Linked DNA regions of Homo sapiens: region 2 is linked to region 1. A link is a contact called in ENCODE Hi-C or POLR2A ChIA-PET data. All regions are on one chromosome and are shown on one strand. Each heading gives the region's core, a stretch centred on a gene start or an enhancer-like site at or near the end of the contact. The rest is flanking DNA. Distances are from core to core; before and after follow the strand shown.

Region 1 (3,445 bases), core at 203-2,702:
ATTAGAAATCAGGAAAGCAGGCCATTCATACAAATGCAAATAAATTGGTTCACAGGATAAGAGGACACCCAATCATGTAAAAACTGGTACAAGCCAGGCACGGTGTCTTAGGCCTGTAATCCCAGCACTTTGGAAGGCCAAGGCGGGTGGATCACCTAAGGTCAGGAGTTCGAAACCAGCCTGACCAATATGGTGAGACCACGTCTCTACTAACAATACAAAAAGTAGTCAGGCGTGGTGGTGTGCGCCTGTAGTCCCAGCTACTAGGGAGGCTGAGACAGGAGAATTGCTTGAACTCCGGAGGCAGAGGTTGCAGTGAGCCGAGATCACATTACTGCACTCCCGCCTGGGCGACGGAGCAATGCTCTGTCTCACACACACACTCGAAAAAAAAAAAAACTGGTACAAAGATATATTCAAAACCTGTCCCCTAAATGGCCTACGTTACAAGACCTCACCATTACTTTCAAATGAATGCACAAAGCTTTTCCCTTCTAATTCATTCTTATTGTGGTAAAATATACATAACAGAAAATTTACCATTTTAACCATTTTTAAGTGCACAGTTCAGTAGCATTATGTCCATTCATTGTTGTGCAACCAACACCACTATCCATCCTAGATTCATTTTTAAAACAAGAGTCGCAGCTGAAATTTTCCTTTCATTAACTCAGCTTTAGCAACATACTGAACTTTATGCACCACAAAAGTTTTTGCCAGATAAGGTTCAGAAACAGGGAAGAGTGAAATAAATCAATGATCCTTCGTGGGCTTCTGTTAACGGAATGTATTAGCGAAAGGCTTCACTTCATCAGCCCCCTCCCGCCCTTTTTGGCGTCATAAACCAAGAAACAACCAGATCAGCACCCACATCTCCCAAGATGCAAACACTGGGTCCCGAAAGGCATCTGTCCTGCCCCGGCGCAGATCCCCTGCAGCCTCCTTTCCTACTGCACAAATCGACTAGCGCAGGGACCGGGCTCTCTACCCGGGACTGCACGGAGGAGCTAAAGAGAGAAAAGGAGAAACAACATTGTGAGAAAAACGGCTAAAGTTCTCGAACTCCGTGTTTTTGCCCTCTTCTTGTTCACTACTCTTCAACCACCTCCAAGTTCCATCCCTTAAACCCACAAGCGAGCCCCTTTTCTTGACGCGCGCCTTTTATTGACGCAAACCTCCCGTTCTCGCGGGAACTTGGGAACGGGAGCCTGGTAGGGAGGACAAATCTCTCGAAATCTCAGTTGGCGCTGGAGCTGGAGGGGCAGTTGAAGCTCCTGAAGGGCGGGGCACGGAGCTTGAAGGGGCGGGGCCTAGCCTCAGAGAGGGGAGGGAAGAGGCGGGAGGAGGAGGTGAGAGAGGCCGGGGGCGGGGCCGTGCGGCCGGGGACCTGTTGATCGCAGGTATAGCCGGCTGGCCCGGGCTCCCTCGGGACTGGGGCGACTGCGCATGCTCGCTGGCCGCGCTGGGCCAGTAGCCGAGCCGCGGTGACGAACCGGCTCCGCGGTTGCGGTGTTTGCGGTTGCTGTGATGGCGATGTGAGGGGGCCCGGGGCGGGATGGTGCTGACCCGGGTCGGGCCGTCTTCTTGCAGCTGGACAACGAGCTCCTCCGTTCGACAGGCGGGGGAAGAGGCCGAGCCGGGCGAGAGGTAACCCCCTTACTGTCCCCTCTGGCTCCCCCGGCTCCCGACACCCACGACCCCTCCCTCCGTCCCTCTTGCCCAGGGGCCAGGAAGGAAGCGGCCTCCTCTTCGTCCGCCGTTCGCCCGCCGCGGCCCCTCACCCGACTGCTGGCGGTCGGAGCCTGGCCCCGGCCCCGTTGAAGGTCGGTGGGGACGGCGGTGCGGAGCGCTCTGAGGGAGGCGAGGGGCCGCGGCGCGCTGCTCTCCCGGTGCCCGCGGCCGCCCCTGCCCCTGCGCGCGTCCCTCGACCCGTTCTTCCTGAACCTCGCGCCTAGCGTGTTTGCCCTTCACCCCTGCTCCATCTTCGTCGCTCTGTCCCTCCTTTACCCGCTTTCGTGGTTCTGCTTTTTCATCCCGCGCCTCCCACGTGTCTTTTTGCCCGGGTGGTCCCTCCTTGGGAAGCAGCGTATCTCTGTGCTTCCATCCCTTGCCTGGCTCTTCCCTGTCCGGAGCTCCTTACCCTGGCCGACCAGGTTTCTCACTCTTGTTACCTCCATAATTTCTTCCTTGGTTTTATTTTCCTCTCATCCACCTCCTTTCGGTACTTCCTCCTGGTTCCCTTTTTGTTAGTTGCCGATTGTGTTTTGCTTTAGCATCGCTTTGCATTGGAGTTCATTCCATGCCCCATCTTAGCTTCGGAAACCCTCACTGCCTTCTCTTTCCTCTGGTACCCTGCTTCATCGCTTTCTGTCTAATGGCCCCTATCCTCACGTCCTTTTCCATTCTGCACCCAGTGAGTCTCTAATCTTAATTTTTTCCCCTCCAAAACTCTTCCACCCTCCCCCCCCCATTTGTATAAGTCAAGCCTCTTAACTTCATTCCATTTGTTTTACTTTTTATTAAATCTCTGAAGACTTCTTTGTGACATACCCTTCTAGTCCTTGCTGCTTTCTGCCTAAGCTAGGTATCCACTCAATGTTTCTAGTTCATCTTCCAGTTTAATAACATTTCTTCTTTCTTTACCGGTTGGTGGAAGTATCATCAAAAGAGTGACAGTAGCAACAAATCGGTTACACTTACTGATTAAAGCTTTAATTTTTAAGAATTATGTTTACCTGGCATGCCTGGGAAAGCAACTTGAGTACAGACTAAATGAAACTATAATGGGTTAAGACTTGTTAAAGGTTGACCTACAAACATACACTTAAAATTTGGAAATTTTCTTGTCCTCCATTAGGTGTAGCTGTCCAAGAACTAATCTTAAATGAAATTTAACAGAATTTCTTTTTTAAAATGTATTATTAATTTGTTTTATACATTTGCTATTGCAATTGATTGCATAATTTTCCTGAGAGTCTCTGTTCTCTAATAAATGCATACAATTTCTGCTACCTTTAGAATTAGTGTGCTTATAGGAGACATACGTGAGAAGTATTAAATTTTTTAATTGAGCAGAAGAACTTTCTAAACGGTTTTGTAATTTTTTTCCTCCATTGCATTGTGATCAAGATTTGGCTTAAATAAAACTTCTCTTTCCATAAATAATGGTATAGTATCTTATTTTGAAGGCATCTGCTGAAGCAATTATGTTTAGTGAAGTTTGTCTTTATTGTAGGGTTGAAGATCAACTGGATTATGTATTTGGTTCTGGAATCTCAAAGCAGTCCACAAACAAATTCTTCCTTATGTTGTCTGTGTCAGGTAGGAATTAAGTTTTCTGTTTCTGTTTTAAGAAGGGAAATACCAAGGCAAAAAAAAAAGTGTAGTTCCTTATTCAAAGTGATTTAAAGTAAAACTAGGAGGCTCTGGTGTCATCAAACCACAC
Region 2 (3,204 bases), core at 588-3,087, 3.0 Mb after region 1:
GTTAGAAATTACTGATGCACACAATATATTGTAAATTCTTATCTCTGTATACTGTACTTCTGCATACAGATGTTATGTTAAAGAATTACTTCATCCCCATGTGACCATCTCACCTCATAATCAAATGACCCTAAATCCCTCACTAACCTACCCCTGCCCTCACTAAACTTAATAATAAATGCTGGTATATCCAGTGTATTAGCAGCATTGCAGGACCAGAAGGCAGTGACCCCCCTGGACCCAGCTTTCAATATCTTCTGTGTGTCTATTATTTCTCGACCTGCCAATCCGCCTGGGAACAAAGAAAGAGCCCCATTGCATTGTGGGCTGCTGGCCAGATCCTGCAATACCACACTTGTTTTATTCTCCAGTCAAACGTTGCCTTTCTGAGAAAGGCTGTGAATTGAGAAAGGCTGTGAATTCCAAAAGGCTGGACATTTAACCTCCAACCAACCGATTCTTCTAATTAACCAATTAGCCATCATGAATCTCTCTCTCTCTTTTTTTTTTTTTTGAGACAGAGTCTCACTCTTGTCGCCAGGCTGGAGTGCAGTGGCACGATCTCGGCTCACTGCAACCTCTGCCTACGGGTTCAAGCAATTCTCCTGCCTCAGCCGCCCAAGTAGCTGGGACTACAGGTGCATGCCACCACACCTGGCTAATTTTTTTTTTTGTATTTTAGTACAGACGGGGTTTCACCATGTTGCCCAGATTGGTCTCGAACTCCTGAGCTCAGGCAATCTGCCCCCTTCGGCCTTCCAAAGTGCTAGGATTACAGGCGTGATCCACCATGCCCAGGCACCATCATGAATCTTTCAGTCCACAAATATATTTGAACTCCTTTCGAATCTATTCTTTTTCTTTTCTTTTTCTTTTTTTTTTTTTGAGACGGAGTCTTGCTCTGTCGCCCAGGCTGGAGTGCAGTGGCACAATCTTGGTTCACTGCAACCTCGGCCTCCCAGGTTCAAGCGATTCTCCTGCCTCAGTCTCCTGAGTAGCTGGGATTACAGGTGCATGCCACCACTCCCGGCTAATTTTTTTTTTTTTTTTTTTTTTTTTTTTTTTTAGTAGCGATGGGGTTTCACCATGTTGACCAGGATGGTCTCCATCTCCTGACCTTGTGATCCACCTGCTTCGGCCTCCCAGAGTGCTGGGAATACAGGCGTGAGCCACCGCGCCCGGCCCGAATCTATTCTTATTTTCAGCCCTTAGTTTTTATAGACAAACAGAAGGTGACGGTGTATCAGATTGTCAGATCACAAAGATCTGATAAGGCAAAGTGATCAAATTCATTGATCGTAGGTGGCCACCTGGCGATAAGGACTGCAGGGCCTAAGAAAGTACAAAAGATGACCTTTAGTAGGAGCTCCCAACCCAGAACCACAGGAAATCAAAAAAAGCCCGCACGGGCGGATCACGAGGTCAGGAAATCGAGAACATCCTGGCTAATACGGTGAAACCCAGTCTCTACTAAAAATACAAAAAATTAGCCGGGCGTAGTGGCGGGCGCCTGTAGCCCCAGCTACTCGGAGGCTAAGGCAGGAGAATGGCGCGAACCCGGGAGGGGGAGCTTGCAGTGAGCCGAAATCGCGCCACTGCATTCCAGCCTGGGCAACAGAGCGAGACTCTGTCTCAAAATAAATAAATAAATAAATAAATAAATAAATAAATAAATAAATAAATAAATAAATAAATAAAAATAAAAAATAATAATAATAAAAAAAGCCCGCACGAACTAGGAAAGAAAATACACAACCGGCCCTCCGTGCGATCACCCATCTCCCTCACCAGGAAAGTAGCTCCAAACCGCCAATCAGCGGCGACGCTGGACGTAGACGTCCTACCCCGTGATATTAAAGCAAGATGGCCGCGCCCTGCAGATTGTCTCTTGTTGCGTAAGTTTTTTTGACCGTCACTCGTGTCAGCTTCAAAGTCAGATAGATTTTTCTCCCAGCATGTTCTACTTCCGAGGCTGTGGCCGTTGGGTCGCGGTTTCCTTCACCAAGCAGCAATTTCCGTTGGCACGGTTGAGCAGTGACAGCGCGGCGCCCCGGACTCCGCACTTCGACGTGATAGTCATTGGTGGAGGACATGCCGGGACTGAGGCAGCCACCGCCGCCGCTCGGTGCGGCTCTCGGACTCTGCTCCTCACTCACCGCGTGGACACGATCGGTGAGGAGCGCGGGTGCTGTGGAACTTGGCGTAGGACGCAGGCTGCTTCCTTCCCGCCTCCCCCGGTCTGAAGCGGGGGACCTCTTCCTTTCCTCAAAGCTAGTGAGAATCCTACCTTCTGTGGTTTTAGCCTCGATCAGTGTCTCGCAAGGATCAGGCGGGCCAGGCCAGAACTCTATATTAGTCTATTCTGCGAACCATAGATTATGCTGCTGCTGACAGTCGTCCGTTGTAGGAGGTTGGGGTTCGGGGTCAGTGCCTTGGGAAAGGGAGCTACCAACTACTCGCTGGTAGCTTCTTAGTTCATTGCTGCGTTTACCTTCTACTATGTTACTCCAGATAAAGGGTGAATTAACATTATTAACAATGGTTTATGGCCAGGTGCAGTGGCTCACTTCTTTAATCCCAGCACTTTGGGATGCCAAGGCAGGTGGATCACCTGAGGTCAGGAGTTTGAGACCAGCTTGGCCAACACGGCGAAACCCCGTCTCTACTAAAAATACAAAAATTAGCCGGGCATGGTGGCGGGCGCCTATAATCCCAGCTACTCGGGAGTCTGAGGCAGGAGAATCGCTTGAACCCGGGGGCAGAGGTTGCAGTGAGCCGAGATTGCGCCACTTCACTCCAGCCTGGGCAAAAGAGCAAAACTCCGTCTCAAAATAATGATAATATTAATAAAATAAAAAAATCCTTTATTAAACGGTTCTTGTGTTTTTATTTAAAAACATTTTTTTAGAGACAGGGTCTCGCCATGTTGCCCAGGCTGGAGTGCAGTGACTACTCATAGGCACGATCGTTGCACATTACAGGCTCCGCTTTCTGGACTCAAGAACTTTTCCTGCCTCTGCCTAACCAGTAGCTGGGATTGCAGGTGCTCAGTACTCTGCCCAGCCTGATCTTTGTGTTTCTGTCAAGATTTTGTGATGCCTTTTGGAAGAACCATGCTACCTTTTTTTTTTTTTTTTCTTTTGAGACAGAGTCTTGCACTGTCACACAGGCTCAAGTGCAGTGGCGCCATCTCGGCTCACTGCA

The links. A loop is a pair of places that touch in the nucleus more often than their neighbours do. ChIA-PET counts read pairs that join two places held with the same protein, here RNA polymerase II (POLR2A). Pooled maps may share reads with other maps.
Region 2: a loop to region 1 is called in a map of naive thymus-derived CD4-positive, alpha-beta T cell, with 12 times the contacts of the local background. The contact joins the promoter of MTO1 here to the promoter of FAM135A in region 1. A Hi-C loop is called at or near these places in 1 of 168 maps with a recorded cell type or tissue (naive thymus-derived CD4-positive, alpha-beta T cell) and 9 of 50 pooled maps. POLR2A ChIA-PET finds 5 or more read pairs at or near these places in 2 of 52 experiments (B cell and activated B cell).

The regions. Positions count from the first base shown.
Region 1 is chr6:70,412,056-70,415,500 of GRCh38, forward strand. FAM135A (family with sequence similarity 135 member A) reads left to right here and starts at 1,453. Exons shown (of 22, transcript NM_001162529.3): 1 at 1,453-1,647; 2 at 3,236-3,321. It overlaps FAM135A-AS1 (FAM135A antisense RNA 1), which reads right to left and starts at 1,903. Exons shown (of 2, transcript NR_147708.1): 1 at 1,782-1,903; 2 at 773-1,007. RefSeq lists silencers at 1,260-1,479, 1,820-1,969.
Region 2 is chr6:73,459,900-73,463,103 of GRCh38, forward strand. It overlaps MTO1 (mitochondrial tRNA translation optimization 1), which reads left to right and starts at 1,838. Exons shown (of 12, transcript NM_012123.4): 1 at 1,838-2,172. The coding sequence starts at 1,956. RefSeq lists a silencer at 1,339-1,398 and enhancers at 1,831-2,676, 1,849-2,178, 2,249-2,308, 2,329-2,378.